Linked DNA regions of Homo sapiens: regions 1 and 3 are each linked to region 2. Evidence: read pairs that join two places in POLR2A ChIA-PET (ENCODE). Cell type or tissue: HepG2. All regions are shown on one strand.

Region 1 (4,000 bases), 120 kb after region 2:
CATCAATGGCCAGTGTGCAAGTGAGCCACTGTGGGCCTCCAGCCCAGTCGAGCCTTCAGACCCTCCAGCCCCAGCCAACACCTGACTGCAGCCATGGCAGACCCCAAGTGAAAGCCACCCAGCTGAGCCCAGCCAATTCACAGAAGCAGAAGTAATTGCGAAGTGTTGTTTTAAGCCACTGGATTTGGGGACAGCTCATTTTACAGCAATAGATATTCAGAAGAGCCACTTATTGACTGAGTAACCTGAAGCAAGTGACAAGCTTAAGCTTAGGTTCCTGCCAGAAGCACATACCGAGACAAAGGCTTGGAGCATATAGTTTATTTGGGTGATGAATCCAGGAAATACAGGTAGGGGATTAAAACTAAAACTACTGCATGATCCAGCAATCCCATTTCTAAGTATATAACTAAAAGAATTAAAAATAGGATTTTGAAGAGATATTTCCATACCTATGTTCACTGCAGCATTATTCACAATAGTCACAAGGTGGAAGCAAACTAAATATCCATCAACAGGTCAGGTGTGGTGGCTCACACCTGTAATTCCAGCATTTTGGGAAGCCAAGGCTGGAGGATCACTCTAGCTCAGGAATTGGAGATCAGCCTGGGCAATACAGTGAGACCTCATCTCTATTTTTACAAAAATAACAATTAAATGTTTAAAAAAGTAAATATCAGCCAGGCATGGTGGCTCACACCTGTAATCCCAGCACTTTGAGAGGCCGAGGTGGGTGGATCATCTGAGGTCAGGAGTTCAAGACCAGTCTGGCCAACACAGTGAAACCCCATCTCTACTAAACATACAAACAATTGGCTGGGTGTGGTGGCGGGTGCCTGTAATCCCAGCTGCTTGAAAGGCTGAGGCAGGAGAATTGCTTGAACCTGGAGGTGGAGGTTGCAGTGAGCTAATATGGCGCTATTGCACTCCAGCCTAGGCAACAAGAGCAAAACTCCGTCTCAAACAAAAAACAAGAAACAAACAAACAAAAAATATCCATCAACAAAAACTATTAGAATTGATAAATTCAGTAAAGTTGCAGGATACAAAAAAAACATACAAAAATCAGTAGCATTTCTATATGCCAACAGCAAACAATCTGTAAAAGAAATCCAGAAAGTAATTCCATTTACAATAGTTACCAATGAAATAAAATACCTAGGAAATAACTTAACCAAAGAAGTGAAAGAGCTCTACAATGAAAACTACAAAATCTTAATGAAAGAAATTGAAGACACCAAAAAATGAAAAGATATTACATGTTCATGAATTGAAATAACCAATATTGTCAAAATGTTCATACTATCCCAAGCAATCTATAGATTCAATACAATCCCTATCAAAATAACAATGACATTCTTCACAGAAATAGAAAAAAAAATCCTAAAATATATATGGAACCACAAAGACCCAGAGTATCCAAAGATATCCTCAGCAAAAAGAACAAAACTGGAGGAATCACATAACCTGACTTCCAGTTATATTACAGAGCTATAGTAACCAAAACAGCACAGCACTGGCATAAAAACTGACACGTAGACCAACAGAAAACAATGGAGAACCCAGGAAAAAACCCATACATCTACAGTGAACTCATTTTTTACAAAGGTACCAAGAACATACATTGAGGAAAGGACAGTCTCTTCAATAAATAGTGCTGGGAAAACTGGATATCCATATGCAGAAGAATGAAACTAGACCCCTATCTCTTGCCATATACAACAATCAAATCAAAACGTATTAAAGACTTAAATCTAAGACCTGAAACTATGACACTATTAAAAGAAAACATTGGGAAAAAATCTCTCCAGGACTTTGGACTGAGCAAAGATTTCTTGAATAATACCCCACAAGCACAGACAACTAAAGCAAACATGGACAAACCACATCAAGTTAAAAAGCTTCTGCACAGCAAAGGAAACAATCAACAAAATAAAGAAACAACCCACAGAATAGGAGAAAATATCTGCAAACTATCCATCTGGCAAAGAATTAATAGCCAGGACATATAAGGAGCTCAAACCAGTCTATAGAAAAAAATCTAATAATCCAACCAAAAATGGGCAAAAGATCTGAATAGACATTTCTCAAAAGAAAACATACAGATGGCAAACAGGCATATTGAAAGGTGCTCAACATTATCGGTCATCAGAGAGATGCAAATCAAAACTACAATGAGAGGTCATCTCACCCCAGTTAAAATGGCTTTTGTCTTTTGGACAGGCAATAACAAATGCTGTCAAGGATGTGGAGAAAAGGGAACCCTTGTACACTGTTGGTGGGAATGTAAATTAGTACAGCCACTAGGGAGAACAGCTTGGAGGTTCCTCAAAAAACTAAAAATAGAACTACCATATGATCCAGCAATTCCACTGCTAAAAATATACCCCCAAAAAAGGAAATCAGCATAATGAAAGGATATCTGCACTTCCATGTTTGTTGCAGCTCTGTTCACAATAGCCAAGATTTGGAAGCCACCTAAGTGTCCATCAACAGATGATTGGATAAAGAAAATGTGGTACATATACACAATGGAGTACCATTCTGCCATAAAAAAGAATGAGATCCTGTCATTTGCAACAACATGAACGGAACTGGAGGTTCTTATGTTAAGTGAAACAAGCCATGCACAGAAAGACAAACTTCACATGTCCTCACTTATTTGTGGGAGCTAAATATTACAACAATTGAACTCATGGTGATAGAGAGTAAAAGGATGGTTACCAGAGGCTGGGAAGGGTAGTGGGGTGGGGGTAGAGTGGGGATGGTTAACGGATACAAAAATATAGTTAGATAGAATAAATAAGATCTAATATTTGATAGCACAACAAACTGACAGCAGTCAACAATAGTATATTATACATTTAAAGACAACTAAGAGTATAACTGGATTGTTTGTAACACAAAGAAAGGATAAATGCTGGCTGGATGCAGTGGCTCATGCCTGTAATCCCAGCACTTTGGGAGGCTGAGGCGGGTGGATCATGAGGTCAGGTGTTCAAGACCAGCCTGGCCAACATAGTGAAACCACATCTCTACTAAAAATACAAAAAAAAAAAAGGGAAATTCAGATACACGTTACAACATGGACGAATCTTGAGGACATTATGCTCAGTGAAATAAGCCAGTCACAGAAGGACACATACTGCATACAAGGTACCTAAAGTGTCAAATTCACAGACAGAAAGTAGAATGTGGTTGCCAGGGCCTGCAGAGAGAGGGAATGGGGAGTTATTTAATGGGTATAGAGTTTCAGTTTTGCAAGATGAAAAGTTCTATTACACAACAAGGTGCAAACAGTTAATACTACTGTACTATACACTTATAAATGGTTCAGATGGTAAATTTTATGCTATGTGTTTTTTTTACTACAATTAAAAATAAAATTGTCTCATCAAGGAGCAAGCACCCTGGGGTTTTCATACAACTCCCATCCCTCGCCCACCAGCTGAGAATCACTCTTGAGGTGTTAACTCCCCACACTCCAAGGGCCATAGAGCATGCCCTGTAGAGAGATACAGGGAGCCACAGGCACACATGGAATGGTCTGAGGTCACCTCCCAGTGCCCGGGAGACATTGGGGCACTGACCACATCTGCCATATCATTTACCTTTGAGTCCTCTGTAAAACAGGAATGATAAATACCTACCTCGATAGACCAGTTGCAAAGGCTACTTTGAACATACGCAGACTTAGACTTAACACAGTGCCTGGCCCACAGTTAAAATGTTATAATCAGGCTGGGTGGTGTGATGGCTCCCACCTGTAATCCTAACACTTTGGGAGGCTGAGGTAGGAGAGTTGCTTGAGCCCAGGAGTTCGAGACCAGCCTGGTCAACATAGCAAGACCCCATCTCTACAAAACTTTTTAAAATTAGCTGGATGTTCATCTGAGATGTGAGGATCTGAAAAAAAAAATTAGTCTGATGGGCTGGCCCACGCCTATAGTCCCAGCTGCTTGGGAGGCTGAAGCAGGAGAATCCCTGGAACCCTGGAGGT
Region 2 (4,000 bases):
TCTAATGGAAAGCTATCTGCCGCTGCATCCCTTTCTCTGGCAATCTTACCTTTGCCTAAGCTCTGATAAGTGTTGACAGCATCTGTTTCAAGAGTGGGTTTGCACACGTTTAAAATGGCAACTGTCTCTGTACCCTCAGAGTCCCAGGGAAGACCTTACAGCCATGGTGTGGTGGTACCTGTGCAACAACCAGCTCTCAAAAAAAAAAAGTCCTATTTATAGCATCTGCCAATTTCCATGATATACAGGTTCCTACCGTGGTCAGTTTCAAACTATCAACCTGATCTCGATAAAAGCAGAGTTGAGAAAAGATGCACGTAATTGGCTCTTGAGACCTGACATGAGCTGGCTCCAGCACAACACAGCCTTCAAGTACATTTTGTTTCCCATGTGACTCTAGAACCACATCAGAATTTTCTTCAAGGTTGTTTTACCAACAGTCACTCAAGAACACTTGCTGACAATCCAAGACAGAGACCTAAATTCTCTTCTAGAACTTAGAGCCACTTCTAAAATCAAGATTAATGCTACTTTAGGCTCTAGAGTGAAATGTGCATGAAGAGATGTCACCTGACAGTGTAAAATTTATTCCCAGGTATTGCCTGCCTTCAGCACGCCACTCGGTTCCGCTCTTATTCTGTTGTGCACATTCAATCCACTCATTGACAATAACAACTTTCAAAGCTTTCCCTCAAAATTTTATTACATAAAATGTTTGGCATTTATAAAAATAGTATATGACTAGGCCAGGCATGGTGGCTCAGGCCTGTAATCCCAGCACTTTGTGACACTGACGTGGGTGGATGACTTGAGGTCAGGAGTTTGAGATCAGCCTGGCTAACATGGCAAAATCTTGTCTCTATAAAAAATATAAAAATTAGCCAGGCATGGTGGCCCACGCCTGTAATCCCAGCTACTCAGGAGGCTGAGGCACAAGAATTGCTTGAACCCAGGAGGCGGAGGTTGCACCGAGCCGAGGTTGTGCCACTACACTCTAGCCTGGGCGACAGAGTGACACTCCATCTCAAAAAATAAAATAAAATAAAATAAAAAATAGTATATGACTATTGTGACCCAATTTAATTCTTATCAATCCATGACCAATCTTTCCGTATCTATACTTGACCCACTTTTCACCTCCTATATTACCTTGAAACAAATCCCAAACATCATTTCATCTGTAAAGATTTCACTAAAAAGCAATAATATTTTAATCTGGAAAACTCATATAAACTGAGGTATTTTGCAACTTTTCAGTATAATAAAAAAAGAAAAAAGTAAGCTGAGGTATAATCAACTGAGGAGGAGTAAATTGTCAGCTCTCTCTGACTTCATGGAATTTTTATTTTTATTTTTGAGACAGAGTCTCACTCTGTCACCTAGGCTGGAATGCAGTGGCGTGATTTCTGCTCACTCCAACCTCTGCCTCCTGGTTTCAAGCAACTCTTATGCCTCAGTCTCCCGAGTAGCTGGGATTACAAGCGTGCACCACCACACCTAGTTAATTTTTTTGTATCTTTAGTAGATAAGAGACTTTGACATGTTGGCTAGGCTAGTCTCGAACTCCTGGCCTCAAGCGATCTGCCTGCCTTGGCCAAGGCAGGAGGATTGCTTGATTGAGTCCAGGAATTAGAGACCAGCCTGGGCAACATACGGAGACCCCATCTCAAAAAAAAATTTAAAAATTAGCTGGGTGTGGTGGTGTATGCCTGTGGTCCCAGCTACTTAGGAGGCTGAGGCAGGAGGATCGCTTGGGCCCAGGAAGTTGAGGCTGCGGTGAGCCATGACCACACCACTGCACTCCAGCCTGGGCAACAGAGTGAGACCTTGTCTCAAAATAAAGAAAAAAAAAGGAAAAGAAAATTGGGGATCATTTGCCAACATTTAGCAATTGGGAGATTTTTCTATAAAAATCCTATGGAGGCCAACCCAACAGCTTCTCTCCCCAGCTTTAAGCAGGGCTGATTGGAGACTCAACCCCCTACTCCCTCCCAAGACACCTCTGGCCAATGAGGAATGGATGTTGGTGGGATAAATACTCCAGCTTCCTTGCCCCTCAGGTGGGCTGCTGTGAAGCATGTCCCTGCCATCTCCCAAGGCCCCTACAGTGTTGAGTTCTGCTTGTCCACGGTGCTAACTACCCATCAATACTCTGAACAGGTTTGTCTCCCTTCCCCGCTCCCCAGGGGGGCTTCCAGAAATGCGTTTCCAAACAATCTTCTGAACTCCATCTTTCTCTACTTCTGGGAGAATTCAACCCAAGATCTGGTCCACCAGCTCTCAGCCCAAGTCCTCCCAGTTACCAGCTCTACCCCCGGCGGGGCATGTTCATCCGGAGTGCTGCTGTGACCCAGTCATTGTGCAAGGGCGCCGTGCTGCAAAGATCAAAGAAGCCTCTGCATTCTGGAAAATATTGGGTCAAATAGCATGTCATTTTAGAAAAGCTCTCAAGTATGGCATTTCCTGAGCACTGCAATTACAGCCTCTTTCTATGTTGGCTTTAAATGCCCGTGTAAGCAGCTATTTACTCTCTGGCTCGGGGCACCACTAAAGGGCTCTTGCTCGCTCTAAATATATCATGACAAACTCATAACCCTCAGGCTGCCCGAATGTACATTTGTGAGAGTCGGCCACCGTGCTTGTGGTTGAGTGCGTCCACATACAACCGTGCCCTGAGTGCAGTTCAAAGCTAAGCAGAGCCTCTTCCCTACTTTCCCCTTCGCCGCTCCCCTCCCCAGGAGAAGCCATGAGGAATTTCTCTGAAGAGAAAAAAGCGACAGGACTTTGAGATTCACTGTTAGACTGGCTCCAAGGGCAGGAGCTTCCTAGAGTTTAACAATAGGCCTGGCACTTAAAATATGTGCCAATAAATATTTGTCAAATTCTGAACCACGTTGGTGGCTTGCTTTCCCTCCCTCCCTTCCTCCTCCCTTTTCTTTCTTTTTTTTTCTTTCCCTTCCTTCCTTCTTTTTCTCTTTCTTCCTTCCTGTCTTTCTTCCCTTCTCTTTGCCTTCCCTCCTTCCTTCCTTTCTTTCCCTCCTTTCAAAAGTATACACATGTCATTGCTTGTAATAGACAAAAAACTGGATTCAACCTTCGTGCCGATGGACAATAGCAGGTTAAGTCCTGTACATCCACCTAATGGAATATTCTGTGGCCTTTTCAAAGAGAGCTCTTTATGCTCTGAGGTGGAGGTGCCTCCCAGACATATTGTTAAGTGAAAGAAGTCACATGCTGAAGAGCATGTATGGTGTGTTATCACCTGTGAAAAAAGAAAAAAATGCTTATAAATGCATGAAATACCTCAGGAAAGCTAAAAAAGAAACTAACAAAGGTTGCTTCTGGAGAGGAGAAGTGGAATGTAGGGGTTCGAGGTGAGAAAGAAACCTCACTTTGTGTATTTTATTGATTGTATGTATGTATTTTTCAAATGCAATATCAATAAAAAGAAAGATAAAAGAGCCTGCTTTCCAGTCTGAATGCACTCCCTGGGGTGTGCATTTTCACAGTGGGTTTTGGAATCCTGTGTGCGCCCCCAGCAAAGTGCCTGCCTCAGAATACATAACAGATAGGTCCGTCTTGAGGGAAGCAGGTGGAGTTCTCACCAGTGGTTCCCATCTACCAAAGTCAGGCTGGCAACTTGACCTTCTTTAGGCAGAAACATCACAAATTAGAAGAAAGCATTCTCACAAGAGCACAGTGGACACACTTCATTCACTCTGGACGCATCTGCTGAGCACCGACTGTTTGCCGCACAGTGTTCCAGGCTCTGGGGTATGGCAGAGCAAGACGGATAATAACCCTGCCCTTCCTGCCTTCTAGCTTGCCTTCTAGCTGGAGGAGGAGGGGGCAATCAACAAGTTAAGTAAATAGATGGAGGCCGGGCACGGTGGCTCACGCCTGTAATCCCAGCACTTTGGGAGGCCAAGGCAGGTGGATGTCTTGAGCCCAGGAGTTCAAGACCGGCCTGGGCAACATGGCAAAACCCCATCTCTACAAA
Region 3 (4,000 bases), 94 kb before region 2:
TTCAGAGCAGCCAGCACACTGTTCACACCCAAAACAAATGTTCTGTTTCCTGGTGAGTGTGTCGTCACTGAAATGCTCAGTGACTCTGCAAGGCCCACCTCACACTCATTGGTTATACAAGGAATTAAAGGATGCTCACAGCCAAGTCTCCTCCCCAGAACTGGTGCAAGCACCTGGGAAGGGCCCAGTTCTGTCAAGGTGCCATGCATGATGGACTCCCAGAGACACTGGGATGAATCTAACCAGGCTGGAGACTGAGGGCTCCCAGGAGAGAGCCAACATCCACATCGTCTCCTAAGGTTCACTTCAAACCCCAGCCTCCGCTGGAAGGGCAGGATGTCCACATTTAACAGTGCCCTCTGCATGTGACTGTCAATTTCTCAACTGGAGGCAGGCTGGAGGTAATCCAAACTTCACTTGCATTTGGCTCTGGAATATGTTTTTGTGTTTATATGTGATGCTCTAGGAATCCAGACTCCTTCAGGCTACATGATATACTCGCAGAACGCCAGTGCTACAAAATCATCTCCATTAGCTCAGCAAGAATGGGCACCTATTGCATGCTAGTCACTGCCCTCGACACTGGATATACCTCAGGAAACAAAAGCTACATCCCTGCACTGGTAGAGCTTACGCTTCAGAGGGGGAGATGACAAAGTCAGTCAAATACGGGACATGTCAGGGGGTGATGAAGAGAAAGTGATGCAGAGAAGGGGGGCAGGGAGTGGGGGTGGGAGAGCGTCAGAGGCTGACACTCCACACAGGGTAGCCAACAGGCCTGAAGGAGATGAGGGAGCCAGCCATGTGCCATCTAAGGAAAAGCTCTTAGGGATATGCCAAAGTAGACGCAAAGGCCCGGAGGCAGAAGCATGCCTGAGGAACAGAGGCCACCGTGGCTGCAGCAGAGGACAGGGAGATGGTAGGAGTGAAGCTAGAGCGAAAGTGCCCTGAGAGGCCACTGGAGACCTTGACCAAGGAGGGTCTTGAACAGAGGAGTGACATGGTCTGCTCTGGCAACAGACTAGAAGGCAGGGGGTATAGGCAAAGGCAGGGAGCCCACCAGAGGCTAGAGAAATAACCCGGGGCAGAGGTGAGAGCAGGCTGGGCATGCTGGCTCACGCCTACAATCCTGGCACTTTGGGTGGCCAAGGCAGGAGGACTCCTTTAGCCCAGGAGTTCAAGACTAGCCTGGGCAACGTGGCAAGACACCATTTCTACAAAAAAACCTAAAAATTCACTGGGTGTGGTAGCATGCACTTGTGGTACCAGCTACCCAGGAGGCTGAGGCAGGAGGATTAACTGAGCCTGCAATGTTGTAACTGCAGTGAGCAGTGATTGCGCCACTGTACTCCAGCCTGGGTGATAGAACAAGACCCTCTCAGAAATAAAAAATCAAAAGGTAAGAGCTGTTTGGACCAGGGAGAAGGCAGAAGTGGTGAGAATGGTCACACTGGCTCTGTCTGGAAGGTAGAGCTGATGGGACCTGCTGCGTACAGGGTACAGGTATGAGACGGCGAGGAGTTAAGGATAAACCGAGGTTTGTGGCCTGAAAGGTGGAGCTAGCTGGCCTAGTTTCATTTTATAGGAGGGAGAAAACTGAAGCCCAGGGAGGAGAAGTCATGTCCAAAGTCACTCACTCACTCCAGGGATCAGAACACCCAACCAGTGCTTCTCCCACTGCTCCACACAGCAGCTCCGTGGGACAAGCTGATGACTAGTCCGGTCACACCGGACAGCCCCCAGCACCCTGAGGGACTGCCAATACCCAAGCACATAACATATATTGGGGTAGGATGCTGGGCACTGAGAGCACAGGCCCAGCTTAGAGAGGACAAACACAGTCCACGGCTGCCACACAAGAAAGTCAACCTAGTGTAGCCAGAAATTCCCATTTTCCCCCAGAGAACCCAAAAATCTAGATTTTGTTTTTGTTTTTTATTATGAGACAGAGTCTCACTCTGTCGCCTAGGCTGGAGTGTAGTATGATCTTGGCTCACTGCAACCTCCACCTTCCAGGTTCAAATGATTCTCCTGCTTCAGCCACCTGAGTAGCCAGGACTACAGGCACATGCCACCATGCCTGGCTAGTTTTTGCATTCTTTATAGAGATGGGGTTTTGCCATGTTGCCCAGGCTGGTCTCAAACTCCTGGGCTCAAGCGATCCACCCGCCTTGGCCTCCCAAAGTGCTGGGATTACAGGGATTAGCCACTGTGCCCAGCCCAAAAAATCTAGATTTTAGTGAAAAAAAAAAAAAAAATTCCACTTTTAAAAGGTGACTCAATTGCTTAATAACATGAGGTCAGTGAAACAAATTCCATGTGAAGGCCAAGTTCAGCTCACACAGGGCACCAGTTTGGAATTCCTCTCAAGACAGCCTAACAGACCTTGTTTGCTTATACCCTAACAGACCTTGTTTGCTTATACCTTGCCCAGGATAGAGAATTAAAGATTTGAATTCAAGATGGTCTTTTATTCCAACTTTTGAGTCAGCAGATGATATTCATTATCACTATAAATAGTCTGTAACTTCCAGTAGTCTTAGTGGGCCTCCTTTCTGACCAGAAAGAGATCAAGTAGCTGTCCATCATTCAGCTTCTTCCTTTAAAGTTAAACTTTGGTTTTATATTATTCTTTACAGAGTACTAATACTAAGATGAGCCCACAAGTACAACCAAGAATTCAAAAATTATTCCCCAGTACTGCCCAATGATCCTTTCGAAGTTATATGGAGGCCGGGCACGGTGGCTCATGCCTATAATCCTAGCACTTTGGGAGGCCGAGGAGGGCAGATCACCTGAGGTCAGGACTTCTAGACCAGCCTGACTAACATGGTGAAACCCCGTCTCTACTAAAAATACAAAATTAGCCGGGTGTGGTGGCGCATGCCTGTAATCCCAGCTACTTGGGAGGCTGAGGCAGAAGAATCACTTGAACCCGGGAGGTAGAAGTTGCAGTAAACCAAGATCACGCCATTGGACTCCAGCCTGGGCAACAAGAGCGAAACTTTGTCTCAAAAAAAAAGAGAAAAAAGAAAAAGAAAAAAAAGTTATATGGAGAATAACAGAGCTGTGTAAATAGTCACTGGTGTAGGAAGCAATTTATGCCACCCAAGAACACTGGAACTCCAATACTTTGGAACTGAAAAGGTTTCGGGACTGGGCAGGTATTCTAGTCTTGCCAAAAAAATCTAAGTTAGAAATCACAAAATGTTCTTGATAAGTTAAAGTTGCTGCCCATTGTTGACAGGTGGAAGACACATGTTACTGAATGCACATAAAGGACACACACGTCTGGTTTTGGGGGTGTCTGGTTGTCTGCTTCAGGAGACTCGGCCAGAATTTGTCTGCCTAAGAAAAGTCTCCTAGGAGGCCCCTGAACTAATTTTCTATATGCTAAGTGAGAGTGCCTCCTTGCCTAGGCACTGTCACTTAAAATTAAATATTTACCTTCCCTTACAAGCCATCACTTTCTACCTAATATCAATTTATTTTCTGTCTTTGTTACAAGTCACCATTTTGATGCTGAGGGCATTGGGTAAAAAATCTCTCCAGGAAAGGGCCACTATCTGTGTGGCCCCCCTCCCACTCCTTTTTCTTGGAATGCAGTTTACAATGCACACAAAGAGGCGGGACTAATGCTTTCTCAGGGTGAGATCTTATCAGGTGAAGTGTATCAACTGCCACTAGTCAACTGGTTTTGACCTACAGAATGGGCAATTTCATGTGGTTCAACATATTACCACATGATCAAGAGGAACAGGGACATGAATGTTTACAGAATACCAGCTGCCTCTACATCAGCACTGTCTAGAACTTTCTGTGATGGTGGAAACCATCTACAGCCACGCTGACCAACTTATGACTACTGAGCACCTGAAATGTGGCTAATTTGACTCAGAAATTGAATTTTTAATTTTACTTAATTTGAATTGTTTTAAACTTAAATTGCTACTTGTGGCTACTGTATTGGACAACACAGTTCTAGACAGTAGCTTTTTCA

The links. ChIA-PET counts read pairs that join two places held together with the same protein. Peaks named below come from ENCODE experiments on the same cell type or tissue, not always from the same donor. Only the 100,000 strongest peaks of a DNase experiment are listed, where the experiment ranks them.
Region 1: POLR2A ChIA-PET joins it to region 2 with 6 read pairs; 4 of 35 experiments call an interaction of 5 or more read pairs at or near these places.
Region 3: POLR2A ChIA-PET joins it to region 2 with 5 read pairs; 4 of 35 experiments call an interaction of 5 or more read pairs at or near these places.

Annotation. Positions count from the first base shown.
Region 1 is chr20:17,890,488-17,894,487 of GRCh38, forward strand. No RefSeq gene overlaps it. Among named protein-coding and RNA genes, the nearest start is that of SNORD17, 70 kb to the right of the region's middle. In HepG2, no CTCF peak of the experiment used is centred here; a DNase peak (open chromatin) is centred at 1,834; H3K4me3 peaks cover 341 bases.
Region 2 is chr20:17,769,134-17,773,133 of GRCh38, forward strand. No RefSeq gene overlaps it. Among named protein-coding and RNA genes, the nearest start is that of BANF2, 71 kb to the left of the region's middle. In HepG2, a CTCF peak has its summit at 2,837; DNase peaks (open chromatin) are centred at 2,428 and 3,165; H3K4me3 peaks cover 1,114 bases.
Region 3 is chr20:17,674,827-17,678,826 of GRCh38, forward strand. The region is part of intron 2 of RRBP1 (ribosome binding protein 1); the gene reads right to left. Among named protein-coding and RNA genes, the nearest start is that of RRBP1, 5.4 kb to the right of the region's middle. In HepG2, no CTCF peak of the experiment used is centred here; a DNase peak (open chromatin) is centred at 2,345.